Regions from separate parts of the Homo sapiens genome. Here all the other regions are linked to region 2. Evidence: chromatin contacts called from ENCODE Hi-C or POLR2A ChIA-PET data. All regions are on one chromosome and are shown on one strand. The core of a region is the stretch at or near the end of the contact, and the rest is flanking DNA. Distances in the headings are between cores, read along the strand shown.

Region 1 (3,307 bases), core at 80-2,579, 1.4 Mb after region 2:
AAATTTGAAAACTGAACGTGCACAAGTAAAACATGTTTCCTGGAGAAAATCTGCAAAATACAATAAAGCATAAAGGAGAAAATTTAAACACCATCCCATCATCCAGAGACAACTGGTGTTAATATTTCAGAGAGTAAATGGGCTTAAAAAACTTTTTTCCCCTTCTCACTTTTTCATTTTGGTAGAAAAATAATTAAGCCAGTCTGCTTTGCTTCAATGTATGGTTCCTTTTCGTTTCTAAAACAGGCTTTAAAAACACGTTTACCATTTCCTCTCGGCTCCTTACGTTTTAATTGTAACGACAGAACCACGGGTTAAGTCACGCTTAAGAACCACGGGTTAGTCACGCTTCTAACTACTTCACGTGTTCTTATTTAATCCCCCTAACAGTCATGTGGGTTAAATTAGCAGCTCGTTTGCTGATGAGGAAGCTAAGGAATGCCATACCGTAAGTGGCAGACACGAAATAAGGAACCAGGCAGCATGGTTTCAGAGCCTATGCTTTGGTTACTCCATTTGACCTCTTCAAATTTACTCCTCTCCTTGGCCTCATGTGTTAGTATTTACAGAGCTCACTGCAGGTTTCCACATGCCAAAGAGCACAGTTAATTACATATCTTTCCTTACTTAATTACTTATTGGGCTGTGGCTGATAGCGAGTCAGAAGTGTTACTATCTAATCTGAACTCCATGATCTTGGATGAATGACTGAACTTGCTGTATTTAAGGGCTCGTGTAATCTTACCTGTGAAATGGGCTAGTGGTTTAACCTTCAAGTTCTGCTTCTGGGTTTTATACTGCTGTCCATTTCCTGCCGCCCCTTTGACAACCTCAGGTTCCCAGCAGCTTAGGAATCACCTCTCATTAAGGCTGCACCCTGAGACAGACAGGCTGAAATGGAGGTTGGAAACTCAGTGCGCCCGCGGCCCCTTCTGCAGCCAGGACTGCACTTGGGTGCCAGGAGAAGGGAGGCTGCAAGGGCTGGGGTCCAGCCCCTGCTCGGGCGGCCGAGGGCTCCGCGGCGTTTTCAGCTCCTCCAACCTCCCGGCTAGAGGAACTGTCGGGGGCCAGCCACGGCGGTGCCTTGGTTTCACCTGGCTCCGCTGCGTTTTCTACGCCGCCCGCCTGACCTGAGGAGTGAGCTCCGCCAGCTCCGTTGGCAAGGCTGGGTTCCTCCGCGGGTGGGGCTCTCCTCCGACGCCAAGCCGCCCAAACCTCCCGAGCGCAGGTGCCCTCTGGCCGGGAAGTACTTCACCATTTACTAGCCTTCATCTCAACCACAACAGTCCCGCCCTGCCTCTACCGGGGATGAGGGAAGGCGTAACCTCCGCCGGGGACCAGGCCGACCTACCTAAACCGATCACTACATGGGAGGAGTCGGACGCCGGCCGTCCCACCACCCAGCCAGGAGCCCATTGATTGGTCGCACTCCCCACTGGTTCACGCCTCAGAGACTCGGCGCACTTACCGCTGGCACCGCAGTGGCGCCCGAGCGCGCCGCCTCCCGATTGACTGCTAGCGCTCTCGGCTTGTCTCGCGCACTGTAGCTGAGCCAATGGAGTTACTCGTAGTCGAGAGGCCGGCATCACTGGAGTGGTGGCGCAGCTGTTTCCTCCGGTAGGTGTGAGGCTGCCATCTTGTGTGTGGCTGGGACTGGGCTTCTTGGGGGTTGAAAACATACATAGCGCCTGGCCGTAGTGGAGGGGTCCGGAGAGAACAATGGGGTAAAGGAGAGGCCTAAGGGAGGAGACCCAGCGCCTTCCTACTTGCGGAAAGGATGGGTTTCCTGGGCCTGAGTCTCATCCCTGGCTAGAGAGAGCGAGGAATGGTGGTGGTGGTGGTGGTGATGGTTGTGGTGGTGGTAATAGTAGGGATCCCAGGTTTTGGTTTGTTGATCATTGTGGGGGCTGGGCGGGGCCTTTGATGCCTTAACATTGGTTCCTGGGAGCTCTTTTAGTAATTTTTGTCTCGCAAAGATTCTGACCATCAACCCCCTTTGACAAAGGAGGCTAGCTGATGAACTGCCTGATTGAGAAAGGAGCAAAGCTAGTAGTGGAAGGGGAGTGCCTCTCTACTATCCTCAGGTTCAGAAGAGACCTCCTCTTCCGTCCTTTTCGAGGGAGCGGCTGCTAAACAGTTTGCTCTTCGCGGGGGTTACTTTACTAAGGCCATCCTTTGGTAATAGTGGGCGTCAAGTTCTGCGTTTGGGCAAAATTGTACATTAGCGGGCAGCCAAGCATTCCTGCAGCTGTCTTTTTTTTTTCTTTATTTTAAGCTAGAAAGTGGTGGTCTTGCAGAAACGGGGCGTGAAGGAAGAATTTTGTCAAATCTTGATTTCCCCGATAACGATATGTTGAAGATTATAAATCTCTGGGTCTGCCATGACATGCTTGGTCACTTCATGGAGCAGGAGGAGGCTTTGTTAGGGAAAGCACCTTAATTTCTGAGCTCTTTTTGGGGTAGGAGGAAGAAGACAGGACTTAACCTTGTTTCCCTCCTCCTTTTTTTTTTTTTTTTTTAGCATTGTTGTGGATGGCATTGCATTGTCTTTCATTTGAGGGGAAAATGTATTGGATCTGAAGACCAAGCTGATGAAAGGCTAATATTTTGTGGTAGATTTTAGCAGTTTGACTTGCATGAAAAGAAAGCCGATGTATTATTGCCTTCAGCTTAGATTTCAGTTATTCAAGATTAACTGATGAACAACCTAATCAACAATACATGATAAAGACATCTCGCATCAGGAATACCAAAAAACAAAACAAACAGCAAAATAATTGATGTTTTTTTTTTTTTTTTTTTTTTTTTTTTTTTTGAGATGGAGTCTCTTGTCGCCTATGCTGGAGTGCAATGGTGCAATCTCGGCTCACTGCAACTCTGCCTCCGTGGTTCAAGCGATTCTCCTGCCTCAGCCTCCTGAGTAGCTGGGACTACAGACACCGGCCATCACGCCCAGCTAATTTTTGTATTTTTAGTAGAGATGGGGTTTCACCATGTTGGCCAGGCTGGTCTTGAACTCCTGACTTTAGATGATCTGCCCGCCTCCACCTCCCAAAGTGCTGGGATTACAGGTGTGAGCCACGGCACCTGGCCTGAGAATCATTTTTCTTAATTACTTGATTCCATGCTTGTATCTTCCACTTGACTTGTATCTTCCAGTTGGCTTGTCAAAATGCATGGAGAAACAAAAGTTCATATACCTTTTGACCTTTTCTAAGAAACTTGTAAGGAAATAGAGATAGAATCAAAGCTTTATAATCACAGTGTAATTTTGTTCTTGTGAAAAATTGGAAATAACAAATATCTA
Region 2 (3,166 bases), core at 667-3,166:
TCTTGGGAGAATAACCCACTAAAAGAAGCTCACACCCTTGGGTCAACCACAGTGCTCTAGCACTGGAAAAAGAGGACAACATTGAGTTATATTGTTTACTACTTAGAGCTTCTTCTGGCCCAGTCCCTGGGATTAGTAGTTAAATTCTAGGAAAATTTCAGAGACATTGGAGTACAAATTACTCATAAGACCACTTAAATTAATTAAGTAGTTTCACCTACGAGGAATCAAAATACCTGACTCAAGCTTGTGTATGCAATAAGAACATTTATCTACATAACTGGATTTCAAAGGTAGGGCAGCATTAGTTTCATCCTAAGACTGGTTCTCCTTGTGCTCGCAATATGGCTGCCAGTGGCCATGGGGGATATATACTTCCTGGTATACAATGTAACATGAAATATGAGTCCTTGTTTTTATTCTGCTTATTTCATCTCGGATTATGGTGCCCATCCCTGTACTAATCTCAGGGGATGGAAGACTGCCATTGGCTTCACCTAATTAGGTTCTATCACCAGTGATCCAGATATGGTCAGTTTCCTCTGAGGTATTTGGAAAATAGGTAGTTTTCTGAAAATTACTTTGGTTCTCTAAAGTACTAATGAATATTTTGCAGAAAATGAACACCTTCCATGACTCTCACCCACTGGTGTCTGGGCTGGTGGGACAAGAGAGCATCTGCTGTTTGATGAAATAAATTTATGTTGAGGTTATCAGAGCAGGAGGTTGTTGACAAGCACGGGTGTCTATAATGGTCTTGTAAGAGCTGAAAGTGTTACTGGCGGTGAATCTGTATAGGTCTGCAGCAACAATTCTTACCTTCTCAGAAGAAAGAATTTGGCTCAGGGGCATAAGGCAGAGTGAGAGACTGAGGCAAGTTTTAGAGCAGTGGTGAAAGTGTATTAAAAAGCTTTAGAGCAGGAATGAAAGGGAGTAAAGTACACTTGGAAGAGGGCCAAGCAAGCAACTTGGGAGATCAAGTACACAGTTTGACCTTTTGACTTTGAGTTTTATATGCTGACATACTTACAGGGTCTTGGGTCCCCTCTCCCCTGATTCTTCCCTTGGGGTGGGCTGACCACTTGTGTGCTAGTGCTTGGGAGGGGCCGCATGCGCAGTGTGTTTACTGGAGTTGTACACATGCTTACTTGAAGCACTCTTCTCTTACCAGTTGATTGCTCCTAGAAGGTCATATACCAGTCAAACTCTGCCATTTTGCCTCTTAGTGTGCATGCTTGAACCCACTGGCCCAACTCCTGAGATCTTATCCGGAAGCTGCTGATCACCAGTTTCAGGTGTTTTCTATCTATTGGGAGGCTGCCTTTCCCTGGCATCTGGGTTTCTCATTCACTGCTATTGACTTGGGCCGAAATTACATGTTCCATGCAGCTGGAAGGAAGTTGCCTAAGAAAAGCTATCAAACACTTGTGAGGATTGGAGACTACAGCAAATCCACAAGTGATGAACCTGCTGGCTAGTTCAAGAAAATTCAAGAAATATATTTGGACAGACCTCTAGAGATTTGGCTAAAATAAAGAAGAGCAGACACTTAAAAAAGTATTTTTTCTTTGATTTGTGGTATAATTTTAAATCATGAATCTAACCCATTTCTTGATAGGTGGGTTTGAACTACAGAAATTCTAGTTCAACTTTTACCTCTTCTGAAGGCATCATTTTAATGTTAATGCATGTTGATATATGTCTCCTTTCTTTAGCAATAGGACTTCCTTGAGCTGATTAGAGTAGCTGTGCCATCTGCAAAAACTCTACCTTAATGCATCTACTTTAAAACCTTGAAAACCTTAATGCATCTACTTTGCATGTAAACAGGGAGCATGGCTGTGGCCTAACTGAATTTCAATGCCTGTAAGTGTGGTTTCCTGAAAAAGAAAATGAAACCCTGTCTCCATGTCTTCACAGCATGCATACTTTTTTTTTTTTTAAACTGTGCATCTGAGTCACACTGAACAACTCTCTTTCTACTCCAAAGGGGGAAAATAAGTTAAATTTATGTTTCATGCCTGTAAGGCATTTTAAAGTTAATCGGGCCCTTTGGGCCTAATTTAATTTGTGTAAGATTGCTGTTGATGATTAGAATAGCTATTTAAGATTTTTGTTAACAGTCTGTTATGTGGACTTAATGGAAGCACTCCAAAAGCAGTCTGTTCACTTTCCCCTGTCAAATTCAGGTTACAGAGCCTTCACAGATGTGAGTAGACATCAATACGAAAAGGGGATAGAACACAAATTAAAATCAGAAGTGTACTCAAACTGCCAGTGTTGAGCTTTGGTTAAAAACATCTGTCACATAAAAGCAAACACTCAGAGCCGTTACGTCTTGTAACAGTTGTCTTTATTTTTCATATCTTTGGCATTTTCATCATTTCATGTTAGTGCTGTCTTTGGAATTTTTCATACAAGTGATTGCTTTTTTTAACATCACTGATTTCTCTACACAAACATTTGTAAGGCTTTTGTCTCAACACTACAAAGAGAGAGAATATCAAGCAGAGCTGGAATTTGAATGGTCTCGTAGAATCTGAAAAATGCTAAATGACGAGTTAATGGGTGCAGCACACCAGCATGGCACATGTATACATATGTAACTCACCTGCACATTGTGCACATGTACCCTAAAACTTAAAGTATAATAATAATAAAAAAAGATTTTACTTTAAAAAAAAAAAAAAAGAAAAATCGGCTGACCAACGCAGAGCACTTTAGCGAAGTGAATGTATTTGACTCATTCTGGCCAACATTAGATCAAACTCTCCCTTTGATTCCTGCTACAAGGTTATTTTTCATCGTTTCAAAATTTACAGCTACCATTCTTATTTTACAGATGTCAGTGATCATAAGAAGCCCAGGTCTCCCTTCGGTACTATCAAGGAGATTTCAGGATGCTCTTGAGTCACTTTCCTGATATTTGTCATAAATCACATCTATTTTTTTCAGAGTTAAGATTTTATTTCTCTCATTACTTTGTTTCATAGCTTTTACAATTTCATTCCTTTATTCTGTTTTCATTTTCTGTTTTCCAGGCGTTGTATTTCAAAACCATGGCCCTTCTATTTCCTCTTTCTTATTGTTTTTCTCTTCCATGTTCACTTCTGCCTTCCTTAATTTTCTTTCCCTTCCTTTACTCTCATTTCTTTCACAGAGTGAG
Region 3 (3,205 bases), core at 44-2,543, 1.6 Mb before region 2:
TTAAAGACGTTGTACCACAAAAAGACGTAAAATAATATGTAAGCAGTTTTTCTAAATGTGGCTACTAGAAAATTTAAAATTACAGATATGGCTTACTTTACATTTTCATTGGACAGATCTGATACAATTTTACAGAAGTGAAAAGAAATAAACTTGACCTTACCTGGATAACATCTCATTTTCCTGCTTGTATGCAAAAAGCGTTTTTCTTCTCAACAGATGTTCCTTGAGTTTTTGTCTTCTTTGCTCTAGATAACAAAGGTAAGAGCTACAAGTCAATATTAGTTAAAACATCGATAACGGCAAATAAATCTTGTTGACTAAATGAAGAGTTTACTTCCAAAGCTGGTTCCACCTGAGGTCACATCTATATAACAGAAAATTCTCCAATTCAATATTGCCTTTGAGAAATCACCTTAGAAGAGACTGTTACCACAACAGGTCCCCAAAACCCCTCTGCATAAGAATCACATTCTCTACTCCCTGTGAAAAATCTGGAGAACATCATTTTCTACATACAGCTCCTGCTAGCCAAGCTTTAAGAAACTAAATGGTAGAAGTGAGGCACTAGACTCGAAAGTTCTAATTTACCAGAACTGGGTTAGATGAGAATTACTTTCTTCTGCTTTCCCGTGTGTAGAATAAGGGAATAACAATATTAGTTTTGAAGACCCAACCAACCCTCGGTTTCCATAAAGTCGAAGGAGAAGCTGTGAAATTGGAAATAACACATGATGCGACCCCAGCCCTGCAGAAATTCGCTAGGGACCTAAGAGGCGGAGGACCCAGCGCAGGCGCAGTCGGTCCCTGAACCTGTGCAGCCCCGCCCCCAAGCGGACCCAGGGTCTCCGACACCGACCCCGGCCTGAGGCCCGCGCGTTTCCCCTCGCCTAACGGATTCCTTCTTAGGAGGGCCCATCCCAGCCAGCAGCGACCGCACAGTAACACCACGCAGCGGTTCCTGTTTTTATGATCCGTTCCACAAGGCCAAGAATGAGGCAGGGCGAGGCCGACGCCGCGTTCAGGGATCTCACAGAGCGGGGGAGAGGTGAAGCGCGCCAGCGCGGCCCCGAGCCCCGACCGCCGGGCCCGCGCCCGCCACCGCCACCGCCACCGCCACCGCCACCGCCACCGCGGCCTTCACCTTTGAATGCGGACTGCGCCCTCTGACTCGGGGGCAGCTGCAGGTCCTGGGGCACGGCCGGTGTGCTCATCGTAGCCTCGGGTCGGGGGATGCGTCTCCGCTTTAGCGCCAAGATAGAACTTCCTCAGACCACCGCCGCCGCAGTCTGCACCGCGGCTAAGCCGTCAGACGGCGCGGCTGCCGTCTCCGCCCATTGGTTCCTGCGTGAATTGAATAAGCCAATGGGCGTAGGGAGGCGGAGCCTGGACTGCAGTTGCCGGGGCCGGTCTGGTGTCTGCCCAGTTCGGTTGGGACTGAGTCTGCAGGTTTCAAACCTAAACAGCGCTCTTCATCCTGGACGTGCGATGGGGGAGGAGTCGGCCTGCTCAGTCCCCACGACATAGCAGGACTAGGTTGACAAACAACCGAGATGGGACACATCTTGAGACCCTCACAGTCCTTGGAGGAAGGCAGACGAGAAAAAGACAAGAAAAGTGTTGATTGGCTGCCCTTCTTATTAAACATCGACGCGTTCACTGACGAGGACGTAAACACCGATCTGGCGTACCACGAGCGTGTGTATTTTCGTTTCACAAATACTGCTTCATTTTGAGCATCAATTCTGAGGTGGGACGTTATCACCACTTTTTCCACTGAGAGGTGACAGGTTCAGAGGTTGTTTGTCCACGTTTGCACAGCGTGTGAAGGGGAACTGAAATTGGGATCTACTTTCCATACCTTTATTCTAAGCAATTATCAAATGCAAAAAAGGGAGGAGAGGAGGAGAAACAGAAAAAAATGAAGATAAACCTCATCCCCTCCTCAAGGTTATATATAATTCTCCTTTGAAGATAAAATAGCATTTGTTACAGACGTTTTGTGTTTGTGTGGTTAAGTGTGCCGCCATAATCTTCGTTTTTCTCATCTAAAAATACCACCTTCATAAAACCCACACAAACACTCAATCCACATGACAGAACGAAACAAGTCAGGGCTAGAAGGTTTTAAGAGTGGCAGTGGGGAAGTGAGGGCGAGTCTGGACTGCACCTGCCTGGTTTCAAGCACTGGGTTTACATTTCTTGCCTGATCACTGCAGTAAGGCTGGACTGGACTCTTTCAGCCAGGTTTTAGGTGCTCCGGGCACACAGACGGGAGGATGTGATTTCCCCGTTTACCCTTCCCAGGTCTGAGGGCCTCCACAGCTGGCCCTCGGCTGTGGTCAGTTTTTCCCACTTCTGCCTGCTTTTTTCTTCAGACATCTTATGGTAGCGTCTTGCTAATGAGGAATTTGGTTTGAGATTTTGTGTAGTTTTTTACTTGATGAAATGTCCCAGTTTTAGTTTAACATTGTCCATCACCATCCTTAAGATATAACTTGCTGTTTAAATACGTCTGTCATTATTGTTGATTATTTACTAAAGTTTCATCAGACAGGTGGGGCAACCAGGGATTTCTATTAAGTGAGAACAAAATACAGCGTTAATAAGTGACTCAAAAACCTCCAAAACATTATGCTAAGTAAAAGAAGTAATATATGAAAAGTTACATATGGTATGATTCCATTTATATGAAAGATCTAAAATAGATACATCCATAGTGAAATAACTCAGAATAGTAGTTGCCAGAGGCTGAGGGTAGGGGGAGAATTGGGAGACAGTTTAATGGACAAGGGTTTCATTACCTTGAAGTAAGTGAAATGTTTTGGAATTAGAGGTAGTGGTTGGGTGACATTGTAAATGTATTAATGCCATTGAGTTGTTCACTTTAAAATGATTAATTTTATGTTATGTGAACCTCAATAATTTTTTATAAGTGGGCATGGTAAAAAAAGAAATTGACTCAAAGGATACCATGGAGATCTCAGTAGGCTGAGATGAATAGGAAAACCTGCCAAACTGCTAGGTTTTTCAAAATGGCAATTCTCCTCTAATCTCCAGACTCACCCACTCCAATGATATGTCTATTTTTGAGACACTTTTTAATATTACTGCTACACAATTATTGCAGAGAAAGCAGACCTTTTTCTAAAAGATCCAAAAAACAAACAAAAAAAACAAAACAAAAAAGATTTCCTTTCAGAAC

What was found. Hi-C counts contacts between places; a loop is a spot of excess contacts on that map. ChIA-PET counts read pairs that join two places held with the same protein, here RNA polymerase II (POLR2A). Pooled maps may share reads with other maps.
Region 1: a loop to region 2 is called in a map of naive thymus-derived CD4-positive, alpha-beta T cell, with 3 times the contacts of the local background. The contact joins the promoter of SETDB2-PHF11 here to the enhancer-like site in region 2. A Hi-C loop is called at or near these places in 2 of 168 maps with a recorded cell type or tissue (CD8-positive, alpha-beta T cell and naive thymus-derived CD4-positive, alpha-beta T cell), 1 of 37 single-sample maps with no recorded cell type and 7 of 50 pooled maps. POLR2A ChIA-PET finds 5 or more read pairs at or near these places in 6 of 52 experiments (CD4-positive, alpha-beta T cell, CD4-positive, alpha-beta memory T cell, CD8-positive, alpha-beta T cell and 3 more).
Region 3: a loop to region 2 is called in a pooled map, with 8 times the contacts of the local background. The contact joins the promoter of CKAP2 here to the enhancer-like site in region 2. A Hi-C loop is called at or near these places in 1 of 37 single-sample maps with no recorded cell type and 7 of 50 pooled maps. POLR2A ChIA-PET finds 5 or more read pairs at or near these places in 1 of 52 experiments (naive thymus-derived CD4-positive, alpha-beta T cell).

Annotation. Positions count from the first base shown.
Region 1 is chr13:49,442,296-49,445,602 of GRCh38, reverse strand. SETDB2-PHF11 (SETDB2-PHF11 readthrough) reads right to left here and starts at 1,329. Exons shown (of 21, transcript NR_135324.2): 1 at 746-1,329. It overlaps CAB39L (calcium binding protein 39 like), which reads left to right and starts at 1,539. Exons shown (of 11, transcript NM_001079670.3): 1 at 1,539-1,617. SETDB2 (SET domain bifurcated histone lysine methyltransferase 2) reads right to left here and starts at 1,329. Exons shown (of 14, transcript NM_001160308.3): 1 at 746-1,329. RefSeq lists enhancers at 176-949, 1,632-1,711, 950-1,722, 2,092-2,161 and silencers at 1,422-1,471, 1,143-1,623.
Region 2 is chr13:50,892,446-50,895,611 of GRCh38, reverse strand. The region is part of intron 1 of RNASEH2B-AS1 (RNASEH2B antisense RNA 1); the gene reads left to right. Among named protein-coding and RNA genes, the nearest start is that of RNASEH2B, 16 kb to the left of the region's middle. RefSeq lists enhancers at 1,877-2,026, 1,497-2,036. Within about 2 kb of position 1,916, at least 8 of the 41 ENCODE cell types and tissues checked have a DNase peak (open chromatin) inside an H3K27ac peak, as active enhancers do; they include CD4-positive, alpha-beta T cell and CD8-positive, alpha-beta T cell, where a contact is called at or near this core.
Region 3 is chr13:52,453,566-52,456,770 of GRCh38, reverse strand. CKAP2 (cytoskeleton associated protein 2) reads right to left here and starts at 1,293. Exons shown (of 9, transcript NM_018204.5): 1 at 1,145-1,293; 2 at 164-248. The coding sequence starts at 1,214. It overlaps CKAP2-DT (CKAP2 divergent transcript), which reads left to right and starts at 1,425. Exons shown (of 1, transcript NR_185890.1): 1 at 1,425-1,996. RefSeq lists enhancers at 1,593-1,672, 1,963-2,142.